Regions from separate parts of the Mus musculus genome. Here regions 2 and 3 are each linked to region 1. A link is a loop called in an ENCODE intact Hi-C map of the cell type or tissue named here. Cell type or tissue: heart. All regions are shown on one strand.

What was found. Hi-C counts contacts between places; a loop is a spot of excess contacts. Peaks named below come from ENCODE experiments on the same cell type or tissue, not always from the same donor. Only the 100,000 strongest peaks of a DNase experiment are listed, where the experiment ranks them.
Region 2: it touches region 1 in a loop (7-fold over the local background); 19 of 42 quality-filtered maps call a loop at or near these places.
Region 3: a loop joins it to region 1, with 2.4 times the contacts of the local background. A loop is called at or near these places in 13 of 42 quality-filtered maps.

Annotation. Positions count from the first base shown.
Region 1 is chr5:88,926,836-88,930,835 of GRCm38, forward strand. All of the region lies in intron 1 of Slc4a4 (solute carrier family 4 (anion exchanger), member 4), which reads left to right. Among named protein-coding and RNA genes, the nearest start is that of Slc4a4, 42 kb to the left of the region's middle. In heart, CTCF peaks have their summits at 1,873 (motif pointing right) and 2,619; DNase peaks (open chromatin) are centred at 3,176 and 3,938; H3K4me3 peaks cover 476 bases; H3K27ac peaks cover 1,377 bases.
Region 2 is chr5:89,219,958-89,223,957 of GRCm38, forward strand. It overlaps Slc4a4 (solute carrier family 4 (anion exchanger), member 4), which reads left to right. Exons shown (of 27, transcript NM_001359211.1): 22 at 3,239-3,307. Gm35855 (a long non-coding RNA gene) reads right to left here. Exons shown (of 3, transcript XR_003955749.1): 1 at 3,769-4,000; 2 at 2,408-2,725; 3 at 1,369-1,524. Among named protein-coding and RNA genes, the nearest start is that of Gm35855, 3.8 kb to the right of the region's middle. In heart, a CTCF peak has its summit at 1,925; no DNase peak of the experiment used is centred here.
Region 3 is chr5:89,148,027-89,152,026 of GRCm38, forward strand. Slc4a4 (solute carrier family 4 (anion exchanger), member 4) reads left to right here. Exons shown (of 27, transcript NM_001359211.1): 14 at 1,274-1,407. Among named protein-coding and RNA genes, the nearest start is that of Gm35855, 76 kb to the right of the region's middle. In heart, no CTCF peak of the experiment used is centred here; a DNase peak (open chromatin) is centred at 1,825; H3K27ac peaks cover 638 bases.

The DNA.
Region 1 (4,000 bases):
TCAGAGTTAAGGGTTTAGAGAGAAGCCTCTGTCTTCTGCCTGGCAGGAAAAATCTTAAGAAGACATTGAAAGAGCAGGTGCTTCAGGCAACATGAGACCCAGGAAGCCCATTAAACATTAAACGTGAGTGTAGACTGAGTCCGGGGAATGTCCTCAGCACCAGGCTGTCATTCTCTGGTTAGCATGGGTGTCCTTCCCAGCAGTCTCACCGATAGCATGCTATGTCCTTGCAGAGGACTCTCCCTTTGGATCCCAGTGGCTTTCTTATCCCTAGAGCCCATATGGACCTCTTGCCATTTCAGGCCTTGGCTTTTGTTAAATAGTCTGGTCCAGACTGTCAGAGCTCAGGTGGCAACCTGGGCACAGAGCTTGGGAGGCCCTGCCCCAACTTGGAGAAGATTCAAGGGGAGAGTTCAAAGGCACACATGCGAACCAACTCTCGTTGGGACGGATTTCTAGCCCTTGGTTTATGGATTATTCAGATCTTAGTATCTTATCTGGTTCCTACAAATTTCGTGTAGGAACATTACGATGAATTGGACTTGGTTATTTCAGGGACTTATTTAACCAGCATGAACTGCTGTAGGCTTCTTGGAAAGAGATGCTGAATGGGGTTTGTTCACTGTCCAAAGACACAGTTACTAAAGAGGTTACGCTCAGTGTCGCTCAATTCCATCTGCACCTAACCACCAAGCAAAATAATATGTCCAGGATGATAAGTGAATACATCTTAGTTGGAATTTTGACTCAGTTGTAGATTGGAAGGCATAGCTGAGGAGAAATAGAGAAATTACTTTTGGAGGACAAACCCTACACTTGGCCAGTTTTGCTCCATGTTGATTAGCGCTTTAGAAAACTATAGCATAACTTGTATTTCCACTTCTGGAGTTCAAGGAACTCTTCAGATCTACCCAGTTTTATTCGTCTTCTCCTCTCTCTGTCTGCAGTCTGTATGTTTTTATTATCTGTGTAGATCCATGTTCCTGTCACCATGGAGGATAAGATGCAGAGTTAAGCTGGGACCACATCCATTGCTGTACCACTCATTCATAGCCACCAACACTCCCGTCTCTAATCCCAAGAAACTTCAGGTCGGGTCCTTTATATGGAAAAGCTGTCATTCCAGAAGTGTTATGTAAATGAATTGTACAACATCTGAGTCTTTGTCTTAGCATAAGCCCCTATAGATACATTGTTTTAGTGTGTGAATCAGTGGCTTCTCCTTGCTTACCACTAAGCCATAGTCCATGATATGGATGAACTATAGCTTTTAAACCATAACCATTTGCCTATAGAAAGGTACTTGGGCCAGGTCTAGTTCTTAGCTATTAGGAATAAAGCTACCATGAACACTCACAGACAGGTTTCTGTATGAATGTAAGCTTTCATTTCTCCGGGACAAGTGTCCAAGAGTACAAAGGAACTTGTAAGGCAGTTTGTAAGTCTAGAATTATGTGCAGCATGCTCCTGCTCTGGGTTGCAGTTTTACTTTTACTTTAGCCTAAAATCTGATTTCATGTGGGGCCACGTTTCCCTGGCCCTCGGCCTGTGTCAATGACCAGGCTGATTAGGGAGCTCCTGAGTTGGGAGGGCGGCTTACTCTACATGTGACCTGTTGGTCTGTGGGAGACAAAGCTGTGATCAACCACGTTTGTCAGCTTTGCTGTGCCGATCTCTCTCTTCCTTTTCTTAATATATCTCTCCAGAGCTTCAGCACTGTGCATGGTTAAGCCAGTGACCACCGTTGTTCTTCCTCACTTCCTGTGGGGACACAAGGCCCCCCAGGGACCTCTGTGAACTTGGGAAGGGAATGGTTACAAACTTTCCTTCCTTCTCCTCTTGCCATCCATCGGCTGTAGTGAACACATGTTGCCAAAAGATGGCAGTGCACTTTACAGAGCTGAGATGGCTCTGTCACCCAGGACTCTGACAGCTGTATGTTGCTCTTTATATACACCTCGCAAATACGGACAGCACATTTTACAAAGTAACAAAAGCACCGATAAAAATGCTGTTGGTTAAAAAAAAAACAAAAAAACAAAAAACAAAAGAAAACATCGTGTTTGCAGCGAGCTTATAATAAAGAATGATTCTCTACCTCTTAGAAGTGAGGAGGACAGGGGAACATTGTTTAGGCATTTTTGTGCTGTTCTGGAGTAGAAATCTGTGGTGTGCTATGTTCTATCTTTTATCTGACTTAAGGTCAGCCAAAGAGCCGGGAGAGCCTAGTTTTGAGGTTTGAGCTTTGTGATACCTTTAGACTGTAAGCAAAATTCCCCAGCAACACTGTTCATAATTACCACAACAGCAATGGCTGATATAAAAGTCTTCACTCTCGGTATTTTTCCACGTTTTATACATATCTGTGCCTCAGGGCATGTGAGTGCAGAATTGTTTAGCATATGCTGGGTACAGAAAAGCTTCTATAAATGGAGAGGTGATGGGTTCATTGGATGTCATCAACAAACCAAATGGCGAGGATAGAATATAATGTTTAAATACAAGGTTAACTAATAAAATTGAAGCTGCGTGCACTGATTGAACCAGTGATGTCAAACTCTAGTTTGGACATGCTGACAGCCGGAGTCATTCTGCTCCCTGGTGCCACCTCTGGAAGCAGGCAGAAGTCCCTGACAACAGAGACTGTGGGGGAGATAGGCTGGCTCTGGATACCGCTGGCTGCCAGCTCTAGCACAGCCCCTCTATACTGTGGAGAGCATGCTGAGGTTAAAGTGTTCGTTCCACAAAATAGATGCCACAATCCGAGGACACGCAGCATAACTGTCATTCCCGGGGTGACAGGGAAACAGGTGGCTCCAACTCAGGCAGCAGCCTTTTTGCTAGTGCACCTCTTGGCAAAAGCCCCAGGCTAAGAGAGAACTGTGCTGCATGAAGTTCTAACTCTGAAACCAGATGCTGTTACCATAGAGACGAGTGAACTGCTACCGTGGGAGGCGCGATAGGGAAGCATGGGAGAGGGAGACAGGAGGGCAAGTGAGGCGAATCTAAAGGCTAGCATACCCGTAGACCTTCAACCTTTAACAGCCCTGGGACTAGCAGGCTGGTGCTCTTGAAGCTTGTGCGCTGGCGGCCTGCCACTTGCTGACTGGCTGAGTGGCAGCTGCTTGCGCTGTGAGTACTAGTCTGCGAGCACGTTGGCAGTTGGCAAGGGCTCAGGGGGGGTGGGATCTCAGAGGGCTGGAATGTGGATGGGTGCTCTGGGCCTAGTGGCTGACAGTTTTGCACAAATGTTTCTCGTGCCGGACTTAAGTCACCCTCACAGGCCTGCTCCGTGATTAGGACCGGCTGGTGAGAACCTGCCCATTTGGCAGATGATTTGACATGGGTTCCAGTTAAAGCATTTTGCTATCCCAGAAAAATGGAGATTTAGAACCCCCTCCCCCCACCTTTTCCCCTCACCATGGGTCTGGACTTGTATAGAAGGGGTTTAACTTCTCCAATCAGAGGCCATGTGATATGAAGCTTGCCCTCCCTCACCCCTGAGGCTGGTAAGGAGCTTCCAGAGCCACTCTGCATTTTGCCTCACGCTGGCTATGTGAGCAACAGTATGCTTCCTTCTCTGATTTCAGCAAATGCAGGGCACGTGCGAAGGACATTTTAAAGGACAGATTTGGGGGCCTGATTACGGACTGGATGAGTTAATTTCTTCCTAGTGATTTATAGAGGGAGGGGGGAACTGGTTAGGTCAGCCACTTTACATGGTATCTCTCTCTGTCTTACTAATAATAGCCAGCAACTGCTAAGAAATGTAAGGCTGAATAACTGATATTTGTCATGTAAAGAGGAGGGACTGCCTCTGCCCCGTGCAGAAGGCCAAAGGCATCAGGATGACTTTGCTCTTGAGGAAGAGGAACGCCGCCAGGCTGTGTGCTTTTGCCCTGTTTCACTCGCTCCTTTTTGGCAGAGAAGAGGCCTATTTGTGGGCATTCTGTATGAGCCGTCAGAGAAAACGAGGCTCTGATGACTTGCTATGTATAGT
Region 2 (4,000 bases), 290 kb after region 1:
CATACAGTTTCATGATAAGGATGGCATAAGCTCTACATTTATCATTTGTTAGTTGCCATATTAATCAATTAATTGGTAAGATGTTATGTAGTCTTTATCATAGGAGCTTTCTAGACAAGAATGCTCAGAGTATGAGAAATAAACAAGTTGTCTCAGCAGTCTACAGCTAGCTGGTAGCTAGAAGCCAAACCCAGGTCTGTTCAACTACTGTCACCCACATCTTAATCAGGACCTTACTCTTAGCTTTAGGCACAGGCACACACACACACACACACACACACACACACACACACACACAAATATGCACATTCACACATATAAGCATACCCATTCCCTCTTGCTTTGACCATAAAGCCGTGGAGAGATCTCAGTCCTTCCTGAGTTCCTATCCAGTGTTGGGCAAGTATAGTTTTCTCTTTTTATTGAAAATCCTTTTCACATCCTTCGTTCTTGGAGAGTTCTACTACTATTGACAAATCACCAGAAGACAATGTGAAAAATACAGAAATACACTGACCAAAATTCAAAAACTTGGTGACATAGTATTTAGATATTAAGTCTTATTTTGATTTCACCTCACTTTCTTTGTTCTATATGATTATAGGATCAATCATTTAACTTTTTCATTTTTAGTATTTATTGAATGTAATACTTCTTTGTGTTTATTTTATTTTATTTTTGCTTCCTGGGTATTATTGATGGTATAATTGTTTGCACAGTTTACCATTTAGCTATCTGGATGTGCCCCTGAAATGGATATTTTTAATTTCTACCACCTTGCTTTGTAAAAATGATTTCCCGCTATTACTGCATTATCCCACTATAACATGGGATCTCATTTTTTTAGAGACTTTTTTTTGGTAGAATTCATTATTTATTTATATTGTCACACATTAGCCTAGGATGGCCTTGAACTCATATACTCATGGCAGTCCTCCTGCCTCAGCCCCCTAAGTGCTAAGAGAACAAGCATGAACTCCCACATCCTGGGTGGCTCTCCGTTTTACAAGCCTTCTTCTTCTTCCTTTGACAACTTTGTTTTGATATGTAGTTCTAGTATAATTTTTACACATTGACCTTCTGACAGGATCTGTGAACTAAGTTCTATAAAATATACCCTCTACCCCAACAACTCTGTCAGGTTTGTTAGGAGTTTCATTCTAGGATTTGTATTGATACGTATTGTTGTGAAGAAAATGAGAATATCATAAGCATTTGTATTATGTTGAAGCTGATCAGAAATGTCAACTTCACAGATTTTCTTCTATGTACTATTTTCTTCCAACTGACATATATATATACATATATATATATACATATATATATATATATATATGCATATGTGTGCATACACACACACACACCCCTTCCTATACCCAGTTATTTTCTTCCTTACATCCATCCATGCCATTCTGTGTCATAGATCAGGTGAAATTTGTTAACATAGTTCAGAGAATTGATCTAAGAAGGCCCCAGGCACAGTGTTCCGGCACAGTGTTCCTCTGCTATAGTAGTAGAAACACACTACAAAAAAAAAAAAAAAATCATTAGTTAAGCTCAGGGAAGGATAGACTCTTCTGACACTTCTAATCCAGAGATATGCTTTACCCAGATCAAAAAGAAAACACTGAGGAAACCCAGGTAGCTCTCCACGAATCAACTGTTCTTTCCTGCACCCCTTTCTCATGCTTGAATGTACACAATAAATGGAAAAGAAATCACAACATGTTGAGAGGAAAGAGATACCTTAGAAATGAATCAGAGATGGAAATTTGATCCTTTGCTGGTCTTATGTATTTATTATTGGAAAATGCACATAAAGAGTTGTAAGTCACATCAGCACTCACATGCTAAGAGAAATGGGGGCTTGTGTTTGAGCACCAGTGGCCTGGGTGGGATATGTCTACCCCTCTGTGGCCACTGCTGGGTACTACAGCCCTGCCCTCCTGCCCACTTCAAGCATTCAGTTCCTTTTAGTTTTTGGTCTTTTCTGAGCTCATGGGTAAAGTTCATTACGATGCAATTGTTAGTCCCTTCTAGAGAAAACCTTTGACAGTTAGTTCATAGATGTGTATTTTCTCCATTGAAACTTAAGCATTCCTGTGAGTCACCAGTACCAACTGGAGACAGAGGCAGTCTATTTTAGAATTCACTAGTTCTTTAGTGTGGTCAGAAGGTCCGAGGCACAGCAGCATCAGGCAATTGCAGTAAGATGGGTCTACAAATGGTGCTTCATTAAATACATGCCGTAGTTTTAAAGTTCTGCTCTTTAAGGAATATTTCGCCTTCTGGTTAAAATGGTCTACTGCATGTGGATTTGCTGACTGGCCCTAATTACTTTTCTATTTTAGTATTTTAGTTTTGTCCTTCAGTTGCTTGAACTTCTTTTCAAACCCAAGGCTGATACCTTTGTCATCCAGACAGAAGACTTCTCGGAATTAGAATATTGATTCTCAAATGTGATTTGCTTGCATTTTACCGGTTCAGGGGAAAGTAAAGTGTACATGTTGGATTAGAACTTCTCATTGCTAAAAAACAAACAAACAAACAAACAAAAAAAAAACCTTCGTGTTGGTGTAAAGGGCGTTTTACTAAATAATGCATAACATATTAATTGAGTTTTGAAAGGCTTGCATTATCCTTATCCGTATGTGTAATTAATTGCTCCCAGATGCGTCCTGCTCCTTCCAAACCGTGCTCCCATTAGTTTGTATTCTTAGAGTCCCTAGAAGACAAAGGGGTGGTCAGTTGATGTTTCCTTTACTGGAAGAGGCATTTACCCTCCGAACTGATAGATCATTTGGCAAAATTAGTAAGGACAAAACCAACAGCCTGTTACAAAAGGATCTTGGATCCAGAGTGAGGCCATTTGCTACCTCTGCATGTACCTCCTATCCCACGCAGACATCTGGGTTGCATAGTCTATTGCTTTTAAGAGCAAAGGAAAGCCAAAACAGTTTCCCCATTTAAAAAAAAAAAAGTATTATTGAGGTCATGTGTGCCCATTCTTTAAAAAGAAGAAACAAAAAAAATGAAGTTTATTTGAATGTTCCCTCTATCTTTATTTATTTCTACTGCTGGGCTTAGAATCTTATCAATTGACGAGTTAAAAGCACTCATTTGAGGTTGCTCTGTTATGCTGTGCTTTAGTTTCAGATGTAGCCTTTATTTAAGTTATTCCCCTTCCTAATTCTTTTCGCTGTTGTTTGTAACCGGTTTCCACTGGTTTACTTCCCAGTTTATCCCGATGCCTGTGCTGTATGGTGTGTTCCTGTATATGGGGGTGGCCTCACTTAACGGTGTGCAGGTAAGCTTCCTCAGCAGTCCGAGCAAACCCTGTGCGTTTCTCAAAGCAGAACTAGTCCAGTCACCGATCTCTGATGAAGGCACTAATCATTAACTAGGGACTCTTTTAAAATACATTTATTTTCTACTTCCTCCACCTTTTACCTGCTTCTCATTTCTGATGGAATCGACAAAGCTAGCTGGTGTCAACAAATGTTATCCTGAATGCCCATTACTGAAAAGGGTTGCTAAATGTCATTTGGTGAGGAAATGAGCTGCTGTTCTCATTACCACCACCACCACCTCCTCCTCCTCCCCCTCCCCCTGCCCCCCCTCCTCCTCCTGCTGCTCGTCCCAGTCCTTCTCCTCTTTACCTCTTCCTCCCCATGCCCTTTTTCACACTCCTGCTCTTCCTTTTTGTCTTGAATTCTTTTCTCATCTCTCTCTTACATCACCTTATTTCATCTCAAGATAGATACTCACTGTGTTCTTAAGGCGGTGTTTGCGCACTTGCCTGACCCCTTATAGACAGCTTGCGATCCTTTAAAACTCAGTGATGAAAAGTTTTGTAGCAATAAGCAATTAAAATTACCATGTAGTAGTTACTGCTTTCATCAACACTTTCAGATGTTCACAACTTCAGTTAAAATGACCACCCTGCCCCCATCCCGCCTCTGCCCCCGCCCCCGCCCCCAGCCCCACCTCCACCATGCTC
Region 3 (4,000 bases), 220 kb after region 1:
ATCGCTTAACTCACCTGAATGTCACAATGTCAACAAGCAAGAAATCAGGGCAGTATTATATGGGGGCACAGGGGACCCTTTCAGGCTTGTCCATCGCTCCTGCCAGATTCTGTACTCTCCACAACATGATTAAGGGAGGTCGTTTTGTAAGTTAGTGATTCTTTTGTATATTGCTTCCTGTTGTGCTAAAGGAAAAGAATGAGTTCATGTTCAAAGATGTCAATAAAAGCTTTAGCTAGATATATGTCTCTGCACAGTTATTGTCTCTGACTATAAAGTTTCTTGAAGTTTTTGTGCAGTTTGCATTGGAATATGTGTTGGCACTGAATGACAATCGTCATTGTCCAGCAGCAGCAGCAGCAGCAGCAGCAGCAGCAGCAGCAACATCAGCAATTTTTTTTTTACTTTTTTTTTTTACAATTGGTGGCTTAAATTGCAAATGGCCAACTGAGAGTTATTGGCAGTTAATGGTTTCTGGGGGAGGAAGAGTCAGTTTTCCTCTGGAATGTGGCCTCTGCAAGGTTGCTCATATTCCAGTAGATAGCCCTTTATATTCACGAACACATATGCAACACGTACTGGACTTAGTGGGTTATGAAGAGAAAAAGAAGAGAGGGGATATTAAGTTGGGAGGTGTTATGGAGGCTGCTGGTGTCTAGGAGAGATTCAGTATGGTGAAATGGGATAGATATAATCAAAATGTGTGTATACACATATAAAATGAAAACAGACATGAAATAATTGTTAAAATGGCATCGCTGTCTTTGTCCCCTTCATTCTCAGCCTCCACCTTTCAAATATTCTCTGTTAGGAAAAAAAAGGGGCTTTTTGCTTAGATTGTACTTACTCAAAAGTACTGACTAAGTGCAAGTTATAATGGCACTAAAGCAAACAATGAAGAAACAAAAGGGAAAAAATAGATTAAAAAAATAGCTGAATCAATTCCTCTATTTGGTGGGTTTATAGAGTATGATTTTTATTGACGGGTACCTCAGTAAGTCTTTTAAGTAATGGTCAGGGATGCTGTTCCCTCCTGGATACCCGTTGTCTCAGTCATTGCTGCATTGTGGAACCATCAACTCTTGCAACAGGGAAGATTTATGTTATGTGTGCAAAGACCTGTGGTGCTATTTCATGGACTCTTGTTTTATTTGCTAGGGAGTGTGCTATAACATACACAGCTTCATTCTTTGGCTGACATCACAAATAGGAAGAAGAGATATGGGCTCTTCGGTTTGCTTTTGCTTTACCACCTGCATGTTCTTTCTTTTAGGGTGTGTTGGAGAGTTTCCTGGGCACTGCTGTCTCCGGAGCCATCTTCTGCCTTTTTGCGGGTCAACCGCTTACCATCTTGAGCAGCACGGGACCAGTGTTGGTGTTTGAGAGGCTTCTTTTTAACTTCAGCAAGTATGTATCTGTCTGTCTGTCTGTCTGCCTGCCTGCCTGCCTGTATGGTTATTTGATCTCCTATGTTGTTCCATCTGGAGGAAGCACAAAGTAGCCCTGAAATAAATCCAAGAAGCTGCCAAAATACTGGAGCGATAAGATTTGGAAGTCAAACGTGCCTTAATGATTAAGTTGTCCAGAGCTTAGTTTACAATCATTTCAAGAGGCCCATCTGTTGTACTTTCTGCTCACTCCTTCCTTGTAGGCTTGTTTTATGTCCTAAGGGCTGACTCCCAAGGATTAAAAAGCCCCAGATTTCTTTGCCCTCCAGGGCTTCCTGCTGGTTTAGATAATGAAGAGAGAGCAAAGTTTCAGGATGTCATGTTCTCCCATCACCCCCTGCTTTCAACACAGCAGCCTGGCTTGCTTCCTGACACTGGCCTCTGTCAGGTGGCCTGCCTAGCCTAGTTTTAGCTCACCAGGCTCTTGTAACTCCATTCCTTGTGTGACCTTTCAAAGCCCAAGATTGATAATGGCTTCCTGCTCTAGTTAGCTCTGAGTGGATCTGCACTGCCTTTTTAAGGGGAGGGGGAGTTAGGATTTTGTGAATAGCCTGTTAATTTTATTTTTCCTTGGGTCCCACTTTAAAATGCCCTTTTCTGTCATGATACTGGAACAGTGAAGAAACCAAATGACTTATGCTAGGTTGTCTGGTCCATTCATGAAAGAAACGGAATGTTCTTCTGGGGGTTCCCCTGTTCTTCACTGTGGGCAGAGCATCTAGAACTCAGATGGATAGTAGTGATGCCAATATTTTCATTTAGAAATTGATGAATCATTTTAAATGGGGGTGGGGTGGGTAATTGAGATAGGGAAATTATTTGTTTTGTGTGTGTGTACACAGGAATAGATTCAAAGTAAAATTGGGTATTCTTGTCTATCTCTGCTGTGTTTGCTAGACTTCTAGGACAGGGTTGCCTTTACTGCATGGTCTCAGTGCTTAGATCATGGTCTGATGTGTCCTGTGGCCATTCCCTTGTAGAATTTCTATATTGTCTATTGTTGCCTATTGCAAGATTTTAATTTTAGAACAGCCAGTGTCTACCCAGTAACTGCCTTCGTTACTTCTCTGTTGCTGTTCTACGATACTCTGACAAACTGCAACTCAGAGGAGAAAGGGTTTATGTGACTTACAGTTCACTGCTAGGCAAACATGGCTAAAAGAAGTGTGAGGGGGGCTTGGCAGTCAGGAAGACAAGAAAAAACAGGAAATGGGGCCAGGCCATACTACCTCAAAGCTAACCTCCAGGGTTGTACTTCCTCCAGCAGGCTTCTGCCTTCTGAAACTCCCATACCTTTCCCATATAGTACTACCAGCTGGCGATCATGTGTATTCGAACCCACAACCCTGGCGGGGGAGGGTGGGGGGCACATTTCATATCAAACCAAACCATAACAGTACTTGTAGACTTAACGGCTCTCACAGAATTTTTGAAATTGTGTGTGCCATTGAAATTGGTCCTAAGTTAAATGAGACAATGCGGGGTCAAAACCTCTTTTTTAAATTATTTTAAACAATAATAACTGGGCAGAGAACATCAGTGAAAGCCTTCTGAGCACTTGAAGTTGCAATATTTAAATAGAACTGTGACGTTTCTGTAGATCATTATTGTGAATTTCTCCTCCACCATAATCCTGAGAAGGACATGGAAAGAATTTTATTCATGTCAGTTTACAGAGAGAGTCAAACAGTTTTTATATGTTTAAGAAAACATTTTGTGAGACAAGAAAGGCTTCATGGGAAGATTAAACAAGTGTGCACTATAAACAGGAACAAACAGACAGAGGCTTGCCGCGAGATTTATTGGATGCAATGTGATCAGAGTCTGAATCTACAGAAAGTGTCTGTGCCTTGGTTTGTTTTACTTACTGTAGGCTACAGAGTATTTCCTTCCACCAAGCGAGTTCCTTTCTCACTTTCCCTTCTGTTTCATCATAATTGGTTCTGTTACATAGTTTCCAGCAATTTATTTGAAAACAGTTGTAAAGCAACTAGAAACATTTGCAAAACTGCCTTAAACCCAACGTCGCCTATTATGTGACAAATGGTACTTTTATTCACCATGCTGTTAATTTATTCCTTTACTTCTCTTAGAATCCCCATAACACTGATATTTCCTCAGGACACACAGTACTTTGTGGCACACTGTTTCCCAAAGCTGCTTTGACCGCTATCAGGCTTCAGATGCTCCATGGAAAAAAAGCTTCCTAGTGTGTCTTGGAAGTCCAGTCCAGTCTCCATTTGGTCATTTCCTCTTCAGTCCACCAAAGATTCAAGATGCCTGTCCAGTCAAGAGACTGTTAATTCATCTTGCCCAGCTTTGCCCCAACATATTTTTCCCTTTCGGGAGCTGTAGTTGAGTCCTTGTTTCGCAGGACCGGACCAGAGTAGTCATCACCGATTACCAATTGGCCTTCTACTAAGGTTCTCATCTTCTAGTTCTTCTTGAAACTGTAACGTTGTGGGTTCACAGCAGTGCTGTTGTTTTAGTTTACTTGAGTTCATTCTCACTGAACTATGCCGGCGGTTTGAAAGTCTCTTTGAATAGTGAGT